Regions from separate parts of the Homo sapiens genome. Here region 2 is linked to region 1. Evidence: chromatin loops called from intact Hi-C (ENCODE). Cell type or tissue: MCF 10A. All regions are shown on one strand.

Region 1 (8,000 bases):
ATCTCTGCTGAGACAGTCCTTTTGCTCTCGGAGGCCAGGGAAGATGGTACTTAGAGGCTTTTCCCCTATCGCTCTGGGTGTCTAGGAATCCCACCAGCTTGTCTTAACAGTACAACAGCTTCTTTGAGGACCCAGTGGGTATGGAGTATAGACAGAACCCAGGGTTGAGAACAGAAGGTGGGCGGCAGGATCAGAGTGAAAGCAGAGGCGTGAGGAGAGGAAAGCAGGGAGGTCTCCTGGGCTGCCAGGTCAGCCTCTCTGGCAAGGCTTTCTTGAGCCCCGCCCCTTTCTTTCCCCGGAGTCCCTCCACCCCATAACAATACCTCGAATTTCCAAAAGAGGTCACCAGATGCACATGGGCCGCAAAACACACAGTCAGGCTTCCAGCACATTCTCCCCCATTTGGAGGATACTCGAATGTCAGGTTTTTGGTTTTATTATTATTTCAGAACTAGCTCAGCCCATCTCTAATTATAAAACATGGTTTTGTTTTTTTTTTTTCCTTTTTTTCTTGATTAGGTCTGGAACAGCTCTAGAATGAACACATAAAATTTAGCAATTTAAAATCTTTCTTTACTGCAAGTTTAAATAGTTGTACAGATAGTTTATAAGCACAATATTTTAAGAAAAAAAAGTGGCTGGTCTACTAGGCAGCCTTTGTGCCACTTCAGTGCTAGAAAGTTAAAGAAAAAAAAACTTTTGTGATTTAATAATACTATTTCTGTGGAATAATTATAAAAGTATGACCTTTTTAAATCAACCTTATTTGGATGCATCTGAACCAGCAGAGCTGTGTTATATTTTCTATCTTTGCTAGAACTTCGTCATTGAAGGACAATTTCTTCAAAGTGGTTACAATTCATAATGCAGCAGTTTCTCCAAAAACAAAAACAAAACACACACCACACACACGCGCTTTTCCAGTCACACACCCCTGATGTTGGAACCAAGTTTTTGGACCTTCTGTTCCAAAACCTTTTGCAGGTCAATCTTTGTATTTGAAATGATCCAATCCAACTTGAAGTCAATTGAATATTAAGGCGCTTTACTTCCGTGTGCTTTCAGTTTTTCCATCATGAGATGAATGAGCATTACTCTAGATAAATTTCAAGACAGGATACTACAGGTGGCCTGCTGAGGCTGCCCCATATTTTAGAAAATGTAAAAATGGTGGTTTGGCCATTAATTTGTCTTCCATTTGATGATACCGCAAAATTCCGTGAGTCCATTCCTTTGGCATGGCACTTTCCCTGGGCCTACAGTTGGTATTACCTCTGTGCTCAGTGCCAGGCAAAACACTAGCTCAAAGGAGAGTCAAGGAAACCGCTGGCAGACGATAACCAGTCGAAACTCGTGACTTCGGTTTGTTGAACTTTGGCAGCCAGTTGGTGAGGGCCAGATGTTATTCCCTTTCTTAAAGATACTCCAAGCCACATGCCACTAACCACAAGCAAGCTGGCTGCAAGACTAAAGAGCTGATAACATAGTTTATTTTTACACTGTCTTATTATAGAGAAGTAATAGACCTATCAGAACCTGCACTGACCAACAAATAAACACATGTTGCCAAGATGAATCGGTCTCTATCTCTATCTGCTTATTTTGGTACTGAAAGCAATAGTTCCTCATTCAAATCACCACCCACTGTTCTCCCCCTTTGGGACATGTTAGGACGAGGCCCTATTCCATGCCCCTCTTTAATGGTGGAACAAATGTTAAACTGCTCATCTAAAGATCATGTTGATATTATTCCAGGTTTTAAGATCAACTTTTGTTACATACTGTAATTTAAATAAACTGCATTTACATGCCTAGTTTCTGTAATATTGTGTATACAAAACCCAAATCTCTCAAAATGTAAATTATGTATACCTGCCAAGATACCTTTTCCAGGGTGTCTGCGCACATTTTAAGTTAATTCACATAATATAAAAATTACTCAATGTGACTGTTGATTTGCTGAACTTTACATATCACAAAGTGAATTATTTGTGATACTTTAGTTAATAAAATGGTAAATTTTTTTCTCAGTTATTGAACAAGCAAGCATTATCCAGTTGATCTGGCAATGACTTTTTGTGTGTGGGCCACAATATTGATTTTCCCATTAACAATTTTTTTTTGTTTTTTAAATACTAATATGTTTCACACTATAGTTTGTGTAACAACACGTGTTCGCATTATCTATGTTGCTGTTACTTTTGTGCTTTTATTCTTTTTAGACTTTATAAAAAAAAAAAAAAGCTCCTGTAATTTGCACTTTCTCCCAATCCTTAAATCTCTTGTATGGCAACCAAAATTACTGTAAAAAAATAAATATACTATTGCACTAAGGTTGTGGTTCTGATTGCAAACAAACAGTGAACACTGTCTGAATTAAACAAAAAGCTGCCCGACTTGCAATCTAATGTAGATTATCTCAGGCATTGTGGCCAGCTCTGCCTCTCTAAAACTGACCAGAAAAATCTCTCTCATCGAGTAAACAGGCTCCTGTCACTGAGCTAATCTGCCTTGGTTCCATTTCCTTATTCTCAATTTATCAATGGATACGTGCATGTTATTTCAGAATTATGCAAAACGTCAAAATCTGCTTCTGTGACCGCTGCTATAGGCGTGGAGCTGAGGCTCGGCTTTTCCTTTTGTTCTGGGTGGAAGCAGCGGTGCCGCGGAGGGCCAGCCAGATCCGGACCCTTCCCTTAGGGTCCAGTCTCCCCACACCCCAGCAGGGTGTCTTCTAGCCATAAGGCCAAGGGAGTGGCAGAACTGGGCCGCCTCTCTGGTTGACAAGCAAACCACATGCTAAGGCTTGGAGCAAGAGAGAATTTGTGTCTATTGGCAAAGAACTAAGCCAGGAAGACATGGGCCATCCCTCCGCTTTAGGGAAGCATATTTTAAACCTAAACGTTGAACTTCTTCTTTGGCCTCACCAGTGAAAACTTGTTGTCTTTAGTTCCTAAAGTTTCTTCTACTTTGGCACATTCCCCAGTTGAGCAGCAGCCTCTATGCTTCCACGTTCAGGAAAAATTCCAGTCCTCATATCTTTTGTAGTTCACCCTCAAGCTCTCCCGCTTCACCATCCAATAGTTTCTCCCAAACCTTGGCACCCCCCTAGACTTTGCTTCCAATGGTTTCTTCCAGACCACTTTTCCTAGATGAATATATTCGTTTACCTTACTAGGAAAATTATTGGAAGATTTTTTCTTTTACTTGAAATTGGAGGCATTTTAATAACTGGCGAACTGGAATGTGTTTCTGTATTTGTAGACAACCATGAACCCATGCAAGTAGGTGAACATTCCACAGTGGCTGGGTGACCACAGCAGCTGCATGCAGACAGGACTGCCCGTGCTTTGTGGGGAATCAGAGAATTTCCAAACTTGTTTCTCAGACTTCCGCAGATCTCATCACTTTGATTTCTAATCCATGCTGTATTGGTGATTTTGTTTATCGTTCCTGTAACTTGTTCTACATTCCACAGTCTTTACCGTTTTATGTTCAAAATTACAACAATCCCTGTCCATTGATTCCACTCTGGAACTCTTTGTTCATGCCAATTTTGAAATTTTAATACGAGCCTTCAAATAAACACAGAAAAGAAAAAAAAAAAGGAAAAAAAATAAAGTGTGTGCCTTGGGTGTTTTGAACCTGATCTGCATAAAACCATATTGTATTCAAATGCTGTATCTTTCATGAAAGGATAAATATATCTTCAATGTATTAATGTAGCTGATAAAATAGTTATAGTGCCTTGTTTTCTGAACTGAGAAGCCCATATCAATGCACAACGTAAAGAAAGGACGGTTCGAGCTATGAAATGTTGAGGACACCTACACGTGATTCTGGAGCCTTTCTCATCATAAGACTGTGGAAAATACACAGTCGTTTAAGTTAAAAATAAAAAGTAAATTGAAATAAGATTGTGTTATCAATTAATTTTCCATTAAAAGTGCTCTCTACTGTATCATTTTCAGTATTTTCATTTAATTAAAATACAAAATGTGTTTGAGGATTTTCATGGAAAGGAGAAAAGTTTAACCACAGGAGCCCTGGGCTCTCTGACCTACTCCCCTTGTGCTGTGCCGCCCCCCGGTGGTACTCATTGGTAATGCTTAACGAAGCCATCAATATCAATCATTTCGACGTTTTGTTATAAATATACACAAATTCATTTTTAGTGATTGAGGCCACTCATTGCAGGAAAACTGTTTCCATTTTTCACAAGTGAAAGTGGCAACATGTGTGTTTTTCTTTCGACAAAAAAACGATGTGAGAAGTACATCAGTGTAATTCTTGTCTCAATGCTGTCATGCTCCATTTGCTTTAAGTGCGAAGCTTCCCTGAGCAGCCTCTGCCTTTCTAGAGGATGAGCCTGCGGTGTAGTGAGCATATTAGGGCTGCCATCTGCCTGTGGGACCAGAATAGCCACAGCAATAGTGAGCGTTTGTGGGATTCCGGACAGATGGGAGCGGCAGCAGCCCCATCTTCTCGGGGGCCCCCCCGCAAACAGGCCGCAGAAGTTCTGGAGGCAGAGCACTGCCACAGGCTGTCCTGCCACACACATCTCTCCAGGGAGTGAGGAGCTACTCAGATCCAGAACTCCCCACTGTGCCTGCTCAGCTCACAGACTATTATCGGTGTGGCTATTTACCAGCCAGAAGAGTCCACTGGAATTCAGACTGTGTAGTTTCAGGCAACAATGCAGCCAATAATCCAAGAACCTGCAGGGTGCTCAGGGAGATGTGGCCAAAGCTTCTTGGTCACCCTGCTCCACATGTGCTGCTACCTCCGCTCCAAGTATGAAGCATGTGTCTGAGAGCCAGAGGAGGGGCCCTGGCACTGCTCACAGCCACTGGGTAAGACCTGGCAGCCAGGCCCTAGGCCCCCATGAGGTAGGGACCACGGAAATGGCCCAGTTCACAGGACAGAGTGTGGAGACCCCTCACCAGCCACCTGCATCTGGGGGCCGGCCCCTCTGACGCGGTGCTCCTGGAAGGCAAGCCATCCTGCCATTGCCCAACTGTAGTCATCTCTGCCCAAGATGACTGCAAAAACAGAATTAAGCGTGTTCTCCAAACCCCAGAACCCGGGGAGTGGGAAAAACACATAGCCCCTGCAGCCCTGCAGAGGTGGCCACAAGCACAAGCATTCTGTGTGTATACCCAAGAGGCGGTACAGGTTGGAAACAGCACTCAGTCTACCTAGTGCTATCTGGGACGGGCACCGTTCAGATCACTGCACCCACCACGTGGCTAAAAGCCCTGTGAGGTAACAACTAAAGCCCTATTTCCCAGATGAGGAAACTAAGTCTTGCCAAGGTCCACAGCAAGTGGAGAAGCAGAGGTTGCTGTGCAGCTTCCCAAGTCTATCTACAGGTGACAGAACCCAGCCCGGGGCCTTGGGAACCATCGCTGGCTCCGAATCTGCTCCACCCACAGGGTGCTTCCTCTCCCTGCCCCATCTGACGTCATATGTGCAGGGCTAAGAATTCAGGAGGCGGGGCAAGGGGGGAGTCCCTACCAGCTGAATCACCTCAGGGTTGTGGAAAACGAAGACCGAATTCAGTGGCAATCTGGTTACCTTAATTCACTCCACTGGGATCAGGAGAACCAAGACCTAGAAACCCCTGTTTCTCAGAGAAAGGACCCAACATTTGTAAAGTCCCCTTGGCTTAGAGGGCATGTGACACATGGATCTGCTTTAATTCCCACAAGAATCCTATGAGGTTAAGCATCACTGAGGTGACTATCTCCTTTTCTCACGAGGACACCGAGGCTTGGAGAACCAGTTGCCATTGCCCATGGCCTCCAGGCACCTACACAAGTTATCCCCAGACTGTGGGCCCTCACCATGGGGGCAGAGTTGCCCGAGGCCAGTCCTTCCCAGGTCCTCCATGAAGCCTTCCTCTTGTGGCTGTGAACTGCCCAGAGCCCTCCCAACACACACCTCTGTGGCCTCAGCCAGCCAGAGCCCATTTCTGTTGCTTACAACCACCATATGACAGAGCTCCTAGCCCCCCACGATGATGATGTGTTTTCTCCCACAGCCCACGGCCTCCCTCTGCCAGTCAGAACTGGGGCAGCCCTTTCCTCTCCTTCCACTGTCACCCCCATTGGCAGAAGAGAAAGGCGGAGCTAATGAAGAATGAGATGGGGGTCTCATGGCTCCCGAGTGAGCCTGGAAATGGCTTGCCAGCCCCATGCAGCTGTGAAGCTCCACTTAACGCCAAGGGCATGGCCAGCTGCCCTCCTGGCCTTGGAGCCACCTGGGAGAGCTAAGAAACGCTCCATCTTCACAAGTGGGAGTTTATACAAGGTGCCCGATAGAGACATCGAGGCTCCAGGGAAAACCACACAGCCTGAGACCTTTAACACCCAGCATGCTTGCTGGGAAAGACCAGCCTCCCTCGCCAATAGGCATGGGACCAGCTTTCTCCGGTAGGCCCCAGGAGGGCTAAGTGGAGAGTGTGGTGGGAAGGAAGGAGACCACAAAAAGAGAGGTCTAGAAATAGCAGGAAACACAAGCCACCTGTGCATTCATAGCAGCGACACAGAGACGGCCACACTGACCTCAGCTCTGCCACTCTGCCCACCAGGTCCAGAGCCATCTGGCCCCACCCACCCTCCTCTTCGGGCTTCCTCCCTGCTCACCTGGCTCCAGCCACAGTGCCACCTCAGCGCCGCCTCCCTGTGGGGTCCCCGTACCTACATGGCTTCCCAGATCACCTGATTTAGAATGGGACTTACTGCCATCACCCCCTCCCACATCCCCAGGGCACTTACTGCCACCTTCACTGGCTTATTGCTTTACTTACTTGCTCACTGATTAGTGCCCACCGCCCCACCCCGCCCACACATGCCTCTGGAAGACAATCCCCGTGGGGGAGGCACGGCCTGTTTCATGCACTGCTGTAACCCTGGCCCAGGCAATGTCTGCAGGGACAGCCCCTCCTAGAGGCCCCCTCACAGCCTCAGCCCACTGCAGCTGTGCCCATGCTGTGGCCACTCCCACTCCTGCAGCTTCCATCTGGTCCTCAGACACCTGGTAAGGAAGAGGGGATTCCCCAAAGGCTCGGAGCACTGCCTGCCCCTCCACGGGCCCTCCTAGTCCCCTGCCTGGAAAGTGCCTGGGAGTCTTCCACCTGCCCTGCTCCCCGAGGCCACCAGACCCACGGACTTCGCCCGTCCTGTCCCAGGGTGTGGAAAGGAACACTTCCCTAGTCCTCTCAGCGGCCGCAGCAGAAGCAGACTGTGTTCTGGGCGGATGCTTGGGCTGAAACCCCCAAACCCCACGAGTCTGTTTCTGGCACACGGAGCTGGGCTCCACAAGGGAAAGACGCCTGTATAGACTGGCCCCGTTTCAGTGAGTGGAAAGTCCCACAGCTCCTTGGGGTACTAAGGGGATGCTGGGAGGGTGCGCGACTCGTGCACCGAGGCCCACAGTGGAGGGGCTGGGAGTGCAGCCATTCTCCCAAAATCAGGTGTTTGGGGTCGCGTATCGCAACCCCCAGCTTCCGGAAGGAGACACAGTGTCTGCCCTCGGCTCACCTGAGCGTAGCTTCAAAGACCGCAAAGGCGTCCCTGAATGAGGACAAAGATTCCAGCCTTGGCCCGACTCTAGCCGGGCGCCTCGGAGACCTCACCTGGCCTAGGCTTAACCTCGGCCTATGGAAACGACAGCCTCTCAAACCCCATGTCTCCGCCCACCTCTCGCCTGTCATTAAGACTTCAGCCAACACTAATGGCTCAAGGCCGCCGCCCCGGGAGGCCCCAAGGCCCCTCAAAGGCCCAACTCGAGGAAGGGCAGGGCTGCCGGAGAACTGCTGCTCCAGCCGCGCCGGCCGGGCCCAGGCGCGTTCCTTGGAGCCTTCACCGCGGGGAGCCGGCACCTCAGTGATTCTGGCGTCGTGCACCCGGCGTCTCGCTCCAGGACCCGAGAGCCGCCGTAGGGAGGGTTTGCAGAACCCAAACCGCCACACCTGCCAGCGCATCCACACCCACAGC
Region 2 (8,000 bases), 1.1 Mb before region 1:
CTCCCTGTGTGCTGTCTTCCCTCCACCTTTTCCCTCCGGGTTCGCTTGGCTGGAGATTGTCCTCAGATCACTCTTGTCTCCTCCTCCCCAGTGCGTGATTTCTAAAGCCTTGCCTGTGACACTGGTCAGAGAACAGGCTCAGCGTGGTGGCATGTCACCATGAAACAGATGGACTTGGCTCAGGGTCCCCAAATGTGTCACTTCCCAGGAACTCTCCTTTCCTGCCGGGAGACTGAGCTCCGAGGACACCTTGGGCCATTCTGTAACTTCCTGGTTACCTTTAGTTATGGAAAGCCGTTGACCTCATAATTGTAAAAGGCTAATTGAATGTTTGAATCAGAGTGCGTTGGAGCTCAGCGGTGCTTCACTCCTCCCTCCTCCGACCTTGCCCTGCCTGGGGTCCTTCCGAGGCCCCAGAGGAGAGCGGGAAGCTGGAAGCCATGGGTCTTGTGCAAAGCCCTGCTTGGCTGGTCGTCAGGACTCAGGGCCTGCCTGCCCCTCTGCGCCTCTAGGGCGGGCATTGAATGCTGAATCCTCCCGGGCTTTGCCCTCTTCTCCTGCGAGCAGAGACTGAAGATATTTGAGGCTGAGAGGAGGACAGAAGGGAATGGCAGGTTTTTTTGTGAATGTACCAGGCCTGCTGGCAGGCGTTTCCCAGCTTAGCTGACAGATCAGAACGCAGAATCAGTCACTGCACAGGAAAGGGGTTGGACAGAATTGCACCAAGCATGCAGCTGATTTACAGACATGAGAGGCTTTATTGTAAGGAAATTCATTCATTACTTTGTTATTGTTTTTAAATAGATGGAGACAACAGGAAGGAAGGAGACCTTCCTGGTCACAGGTGGCCACTGGAGAACAGGCAGCGAGCGGCCCTGGAGGATCCAGGGTCCCAATGGTGGTTGAGAAGCTGGTTCTTAGTGATCACTGAGCAACATTGGCCTGGCCTTGTGGGGTCAGACCTTGCATCTCAGTCAGCCGAGGGAGAAGAAGAAGATGGTCCACACCCAAGTGCAGGGAACACCATGGCAGTTGGCTGGGTGCCCGCGTCCAGGCAAGGCCACCTCCTGCATCAAGGAAACATGCATTTCCGGAGTGAGGAGGCTGAAGGCAGGGCCCAGTGGAGAGCTGAGCCATGGAAGGAGGTGCGTGCATGGATGATGAGCTGGAGAAGGGGCAGGTGCCTCAGGGAGGATGCGTGGGATGAATTAATTCAGGGAAATCATAACAAATGCTTTCACCAAACAGGTGAAACCTGAAGGTCTGGGTTCAGAGCCTCAGATCTTACACTGGCAGCACACGGGGACACAGCAGCTGGACTGACAGCAGCAGGGCTTGCAGCAGCTAGACTGGCAGCACACGGGGACACAGCAGCTGGACTGGCAGCAGCAGGGATTGCAGCAGCTGGACTGGCAGCAGGATCCACAGCCTGAGGAGCAGCAGCAGGGCTTACAGCAATTGCACTGGGAGCAGCCACAAGAACCACAGCCCCCCTTGGAGCCCCCACAGGAACCACAGCCACCTTTGGAGCCCCCACAGGAGCCACAGCCCCCCTTGGAGCCCCCACAAGAACCACAGCCCCCCTTGGAGCCCCCACAGGAGCCACAGCCCCCCTTGGAGCCCCCACAGGAACCACAGCCCCCTTTGGAGCCCCCACAAGAGCCACAGTCCCCCTTGGAGCCCCCACAGGAGCCACAGCTGGAGCAGGAACAGGCTGGCACACAGCAGCACACGGGCTTGCAGCAGCAGACGGGCACACAGCAGCTGGAGCCACAGCCCCCACAGCCAGAGCCATAGCCCCCACAGCCGGAGCCACAGCCCCCACAGCCGGAGCCACAACCCCCACAGCCGGAGCCACAGCCTCCGGAGCAGCCACAGCAGCCCATGATTCTGGTAGATTGAGGGTGGATCAGGTAGAGGAGCAGGTGAGAGGGAGGTGCAGGTGTGGAGCTCCCTGAGCCCGGGCTCTTTATATACCTGTCCAGATGTCAGGCAGGACACAGGGTCCCTTTCTTGTGACTGTTTACATTATTTTTCCAGAGCTCTGTTTTTTTCCTTTTTGCTAGTGACTTCCTCCTGGCTCAGTTGAGCATCTACTTTCTTTGTATGCTAAATTTGTCTTTTTCCCCGTTTGTTTTGGCCCCTATAATTAAAACCTCAACTCCAGGCTGTCTGGTACTTCTTGCAAAGCTCCAGGGTGCTGGTCACCTGCTCTCTGCTGACCACATGTGACCAATGGGCAACAGCCTCTGCCCACATGCTCTCATCTTTCCTGTGTTAACTCCCCCAGTAATATTAATTTTACATTTTCAGATTTCAAAAGTTATCCATGGTCTTTATATTTTACTCATACCAGTCTCAGCTTTCTGGGTGTGTTAGACCATTCTTTGCATTGCTCTAAAGAAATACTTGAGGCTGGGTAATTTATAAAGGAAAGAGGTTAGAATGGCTCATGGTTCTGCAGGCTGCACAAGCATGGCACCCACCTCTGCTCAGCTTCTGGGGAGGCCCTCAGGGAGGTTTTCCTCATGGTGGAAGGCGAAGCAGGAGTAGGCACGCCACATGGTGAGAATGGGAGCAAGGGGTGAGGAGGGGCCACACACTTGCGAACAACCAGATCTGAGTGAACACACTCATCGCCAAGGAGATGGCGCTAAGCCAGTTATGAGGGATCCGCCCCCATGACCTAAACACCTCCTTGCAGGCCCCTCCTTCAACACTGGGGATTACATTTCGACAAGAGATTTGGAGGGGACAGCCCAACTATGTCATTATCCCCCTGACCCCTCAAATCTCATGTCCTTACATCACAAAATAGGATCATCTCTTCTCAACAGTCCTCTCAATGTCTTGACTCATTCCAACATCAAGTCTGAAGTCCCAAGTCCAAGTTCCTTCTACCTATGAACCTGTGAAAATCAAAATACATTATTTACTTACAAGATGCAATGAGGGTAGAAGCATTGGGTAAACATTCCCATTCCAAAAGGGAGAAGTCAGCCCAAAGGAAGGGGCTACGGACCCCATGCATGTCTGAAATCCAGCAGGGCAGCCATTAAATCTTAAAGCTCCAAAATAATGTCCTTGGACTCCCAGTCCCACATCCAGGGTACACTGGAGTGAGGGGTGGACTCCTAAGGCCTTGGGGAACTCCACCCTCGTGACTTTGCAGGGTTCACCCCCTGCAGCTGCTCTCATGGGTTGGAGTTGGGTGCCTGCAGCTTCTCCATGCTCAAGATGCAAGCTGTCAGTTGCTCTACCATTCTGGGGGCTGGAGGATGGTGTCCTCCTTCCCACTGCTCAGTTAAGCAGTGCCCCTGTGGGGATCATTTACACAAGTAAAAGATCCTTCCCCACCCCTCACCCCTGTGGTGATATCTGTGCCCTTGTTCTTCACAGGGCACCCCAGTGGGGTGTGTCCCATGCACCCGCTTCCAGCCACCCTCCTCTTTCTAGCTCACTTTCTCCAGTGCTTTCATTCCACCAGAACTCTTGGTGCATTGATACAACCACGGCTTCACTGATCCCCAACCTCTCTGATACCTCTTCTTGTTTTGTTAACAGCTTTATTGACATATCGTTCATATACCACACAATTCTCCCATTTAAGGTATACAATTCAATGCTTTTAGTATATTCACAGAGCCGTGTACCTATCACCATAATCAGTTGTAGAAAATTTCATAACCTCATGCCCTTTAGTACCCCCCACTCACTACCCCACAGGACGGTTCTCCAGGCGGCTTCAGACCAATGCAATTCTCCCCGTGTCTCACTTGTGGTTCTCAGGCGTGACTGCAGAGGGAGCTGAACCGACATTTCTGAAAGAAGACGTACAAATGACCAACAAGAGCTTGAAGGAATGCTCAGCATCATTCATCATCAGGGACACGCAAGTCAAAACCACAATGAGGTGTCCTCTCATCCCACAGAATGGCCATTATCAAAAAGGCAAAAATAAATCCTGCAGAGGAAGTGAAGAAAGGGAACTCGTATGCTGTTAGTGGGAAGTTGTACAACCACTAAGGAAAACTGTATGGAGATTCCTCAAAAAGCTAAAAATAGAGCTAACCCAGCAATCCCACTATGGGGTGTGTATCCAAAGGAAAAGAAATCAGTGTGTTGAAGAGATATCTGCACCCCATGTTTATCACAGCACTGCTCACGATAGCCATGATATGAAAGCACCTAAGTGCTTGTCAACAGATGAATGGAAAACATGGAAAAGTAATGAAAAGGAAAAGATGGTGTATACACACAATGGAATTCTATTTAACCCTAGAGCAGAACAAAATTCTGCCCTATGTGACAATACAGGTGAGCTTGGAGGACATTATGCTAAATGAAATAAGCCAGGCACAGAAAGATGAACTGCATGATCTCACTCACAGGTGCAAGCTAAAGAAGTTGATATCTCACTGGTCCCCATAAACATGTACAATGATCATGCTTCAATTAAAATATTAATAAAGAAAGAAAAAGAATAACTGTAGAATATGCTGGGAATGCAACATCCTGAGTTAGGGAGGGACTGGCCAGAAGAGTCGGGCTTTGTCCCAGTTCCTAGAAACAGGATATTCTTTCGTGCTTTAGTGCAGTGAATCCTGTAGCCCTGGGACATAAGACCGAGGGCAGGCGGCTTTCTGGGATCCCTCAGCTGTGGTGTGAGTGGGGCACACATGGATAAGACTCAGCTCACCTGGGAAGCTTTGCTGAGGCTAGAGGGCTCCCAATGAATCCGAGGCTCCTGTTCTCCCTTGCTGCCTGTCTGTAACTGGTATACCCACTTCCTGTGACATATGTGAGTGTCTCACCTGAGTCTGATAAATGGGTAACATTAGTAGTAGCCAGAGGCTACTACTAATTTACTTTTTGTCTCTCTCTATTTTTCTATTCTTGAAATTTCATACCTGTGAAATTATATGATATGTGGTCTTTTATAATTTCCTTCTTTCACTTAGTGTAATGTTTTGTGGTTCATCCATGTTGCAGCCTGAAACAGAACTTCATTACTATGATAAATTATTTACACTAATCTTCCTTTGTATGAATACACCATTCATTCCTCAGTTGGCAGACATTAGACTGTTTCCACCTTTTGGCTGTTGTGAGTAATGCTGCTGTGAACATGGGTGTGCCAGTTTTTGCATGGAATGTGTTTTCATTTCCCTTGGGAACATCCTTATGAGCAGAATTGCTGGGCCCTATGGTAACTCTCTGCTTAAGTTTTTGAGGAACTGCAGACTGTTTTCCACAGTGGCTGAGCAATTTACATTCCCACAGCAGTGCATGGAGGTTCCAGTGTTTCTGCATCCTTGTCAACAGTTGTTATTTTATTTTATTTTTATTTATTTATTTTTTAGAGACAGGGTTTTACTGTGTTGACAAAGCTGAAGTGCAGTGTCATGATCATAGCTCACTGCAGCCTCAACCTCCTGGACCCAAGCAATCCTTGTCTCAAACTCCCCAGTAGCTGGGACTACAGTTGTGCCTCATCACACCCAGCTAAATTTTTAATTTTTTGTAGAGACAAGGTCTTGCCATGATACCCATACTAGACTCAAACTCGTGGCCCCAAGGGATCCTCCCTTCCAGCCTCCTGAGTCACTGGGATTACAGGTACAAGCACACCCTGCCCCAATACTTGTTAATGTCTGACCTTTTACATTATATTCATCCTAGTGTTTGTGAAATGGTATCTCATTGTGATTTCAATTTGCATCTCCCTGTTGAATCATGATGCTCAGAGTCTTTTTATATGCTTGTTGTCATTTGGGTATCTTCTTCAGAAAATGTCTAATTAAGATTCTTTGCCCACTTTTTAATTGGGTTATTTGTCTTTTTATTACTGAGTTCCACATCCAGAAGAATAAAACTGGGCCGCTAACCAGATCACCATATACAAACATTAATTCAAGATGGATTAAAGACCGAAATGTAAGACCTCAAACTATAAAAATCCTAGAAGAAGACCTAGGAAATCACCTTCTTGATATCAGCCTTGTTAAAAAAGAATTACGGCTAAATCCTCACAAGCAATTGCTACAAAAACAAAAATTGACAAGCGGGACGTAATTAAACGGAAGAGCTTCTGCACAGCAAGAGAAACTATCAGGGAGTCAACACTCAACCTACAAAATGGGTGAAAATATTCACACACTGTGCATCTGACAAAAGTCTAATATCTGCAATCTACAAGGAACTTAAATCAACAAGCAAAAAACAAATAACTTCATTACGAAGTGAGTAAAGGATATGAACAGACACTTCTCAAAAGAAGACATGCACATGGCCAACAACTATATGAAAAAATGCTCCACATCACTAACTATTAGGGGAATGTAAATCAAAACCACCATGAGATACCATCTCATATCAGTCAGAATGGCTTTTGATAAAAAATAAAAAATGAAACAACACAAAACAAAACAAACCAAAAATCAGATGCTGGCAAAGCTTGGGAGAAAAGGGAACAGTTGTACACTGTTGGTGGGAGTGTAAATGATTTCAGCCACCATGGAGAGCAGTTTGGAGATTCCTCAAAGAGCTAAGAATTGAACTACTATTTGACCCAGCAATCTCATTATTGGGTATATACCCAAAGGAAAATAAATCAATCTACCAAAAAGACACATGCATCCATATGTTCATTGCAGTGCTATTCACAGAAGCACAGATGTGGAATCAACCCAGGTGCCCATCAATGGTGGATTGGATAAAGAAAATGTGGTACATACACACCATGGAATACTACACAGCTATAAAAAAGAATGAAGTAATATCTTTTGCGGCAATATGCAGCTGGAGGCCATTATCCTAAGAGAACTAATGCAGAAGCAGAAAACCAAATCCCACATATTCTCACTTATAGGTGAGAGCTAAACATTGAGTCCACATGGACATAAAGATGAAAACCATAGACACTGGGGAACAAGAGGAGGGAGGAAAGGAGGGAGGGGGCAAGGGCTGAAAAACTATTGGGTACTACAGTCACTACTCCAAACCTCAGCATCACACAATATATCCATGTGACAAATCTGCACATGTACTGCTTGATTCTCAAATAAAAGTTGAAGAAAAAGTTCTTTATATACTCTAGATGCTAGACGCTTATCAGATATCTGATTTGTAAATCTTTTCTTCCTTTATGTAGATTGTTCTTTCACTTTGTTGATAGTATCCTTTGATTCAAAAATATTTAACTTTTGATGACATCCAATGTATTTGTATTTTTCTTTTGTTGCTGGCCCTTTTGGTGTCCTATCTATCAATCCATGCTAAATCCAGGTCATGTTTTCTTTAAATAGTTTTATAGATTTGACTCTTACATGTAGGCCTTTGGACCGATTTTGAATTAATTATTGTGGTGTGAGGTAGGGGTTCAGCTCATTCCTGTGCATGTGGATGTCTAGTTTCCCAGCACCATTTGTTGAAGTACTGCTCTTCCTCCATTGAATAATCTGGCACTCTGTCAAAAATCAGTTGGTCATCTACACGAGGGTTTATTTCTGGCTCTCAATTCTATCCCACTGGTTTAATACATCTATTCTAATGCCAGTACTAAACTGCCTTGATGATTGCAGCTTTGTAGTAAGTTTTCAAATTGGCAAGTGTGAGCCCTCCAACATTGTTCTTCTGTGTTCTTTCTTTCTTTCTTTTTTTTTTTTTTTTTTTTGACGAAGTCTCACTCTGTAGCCCAGGCTGGAGTGCAGTGGCACAACCTTGGCTCACTGCAAGCTCCATCTCCCGGGTTCACACCGTTCTCCTGCCTCAGCCTCCCGAGTAGCTGGGACTACAGGTACCTGCCACTACGCCTGGCTAATTTTGTTATTTTTAGTAGAGATGGGGTTTCACTATGCTAGCCAGGATGGTCTCCATCTCCTGACCTCGTGATCTGCCCGCCTTGGCCTCCCAAAGTGCTGGGATTACAGGCGTGAGCCACCACACCCCGCCTGTTCTTCTTTTTAACATTGTTTTAGCTATTCAGGGTCCCTTGAGAT

The links. A loop is a pair of places that touch in the nucleus more often than their neighbours do. Peaks named below come from ENCODE experiments on the same cell type or tissue, not always from the same donor. Only the 100,000 strongest peaks of a DNase experiment are listed, where the experiment ranks them.
Region 2: a loop joins it to region 1, with 15 times the contacts of the local background. A loop is called at or near these places in 2 of 110 quality-filtered maps.

The regions. Positions count from the first base shown.
Region 1 is chr11:70,463,766-70,471,765 of GRCh38, reverse strand. It overlaps SHANK2 (SH3 and multiple ankyrin repeat domains 2), which reads left to right. Exons shown (of 26, transcript NM_012309.5): 26 at 1-3,912. Among named protein-coding and RNA genes, the nearest start is that of CTTN, 69 kb to the right of the region's middle. RefSeq lists an enhancer at 1,317-1,526. In MCF 10A, CTCF peaks have their summits at 376 (motif pointing right) and 4,081 (motif pointing left); DNase peaks (open chromatin) are centred at 315 and 4,065.
Region 2 is chr11:71,559,474-71,567,473 of GRCh38, reverse strand. KRTAP5-10 (keratin associated protein 5-10) reads right to left here and starts at 1,911. Exons shown (of 1, transcript NM_001012710.2): 1 at 739-1,911. The coding sequence starts at 1,886. The coding sequence ends at 1,278. RefSeq lists an enhancer at 709-1,524. In MCF 10A, a CTCF peak has its summit at 3,787 (motif pointing right); a DNase peak (open chromatin) is centred at 3,793.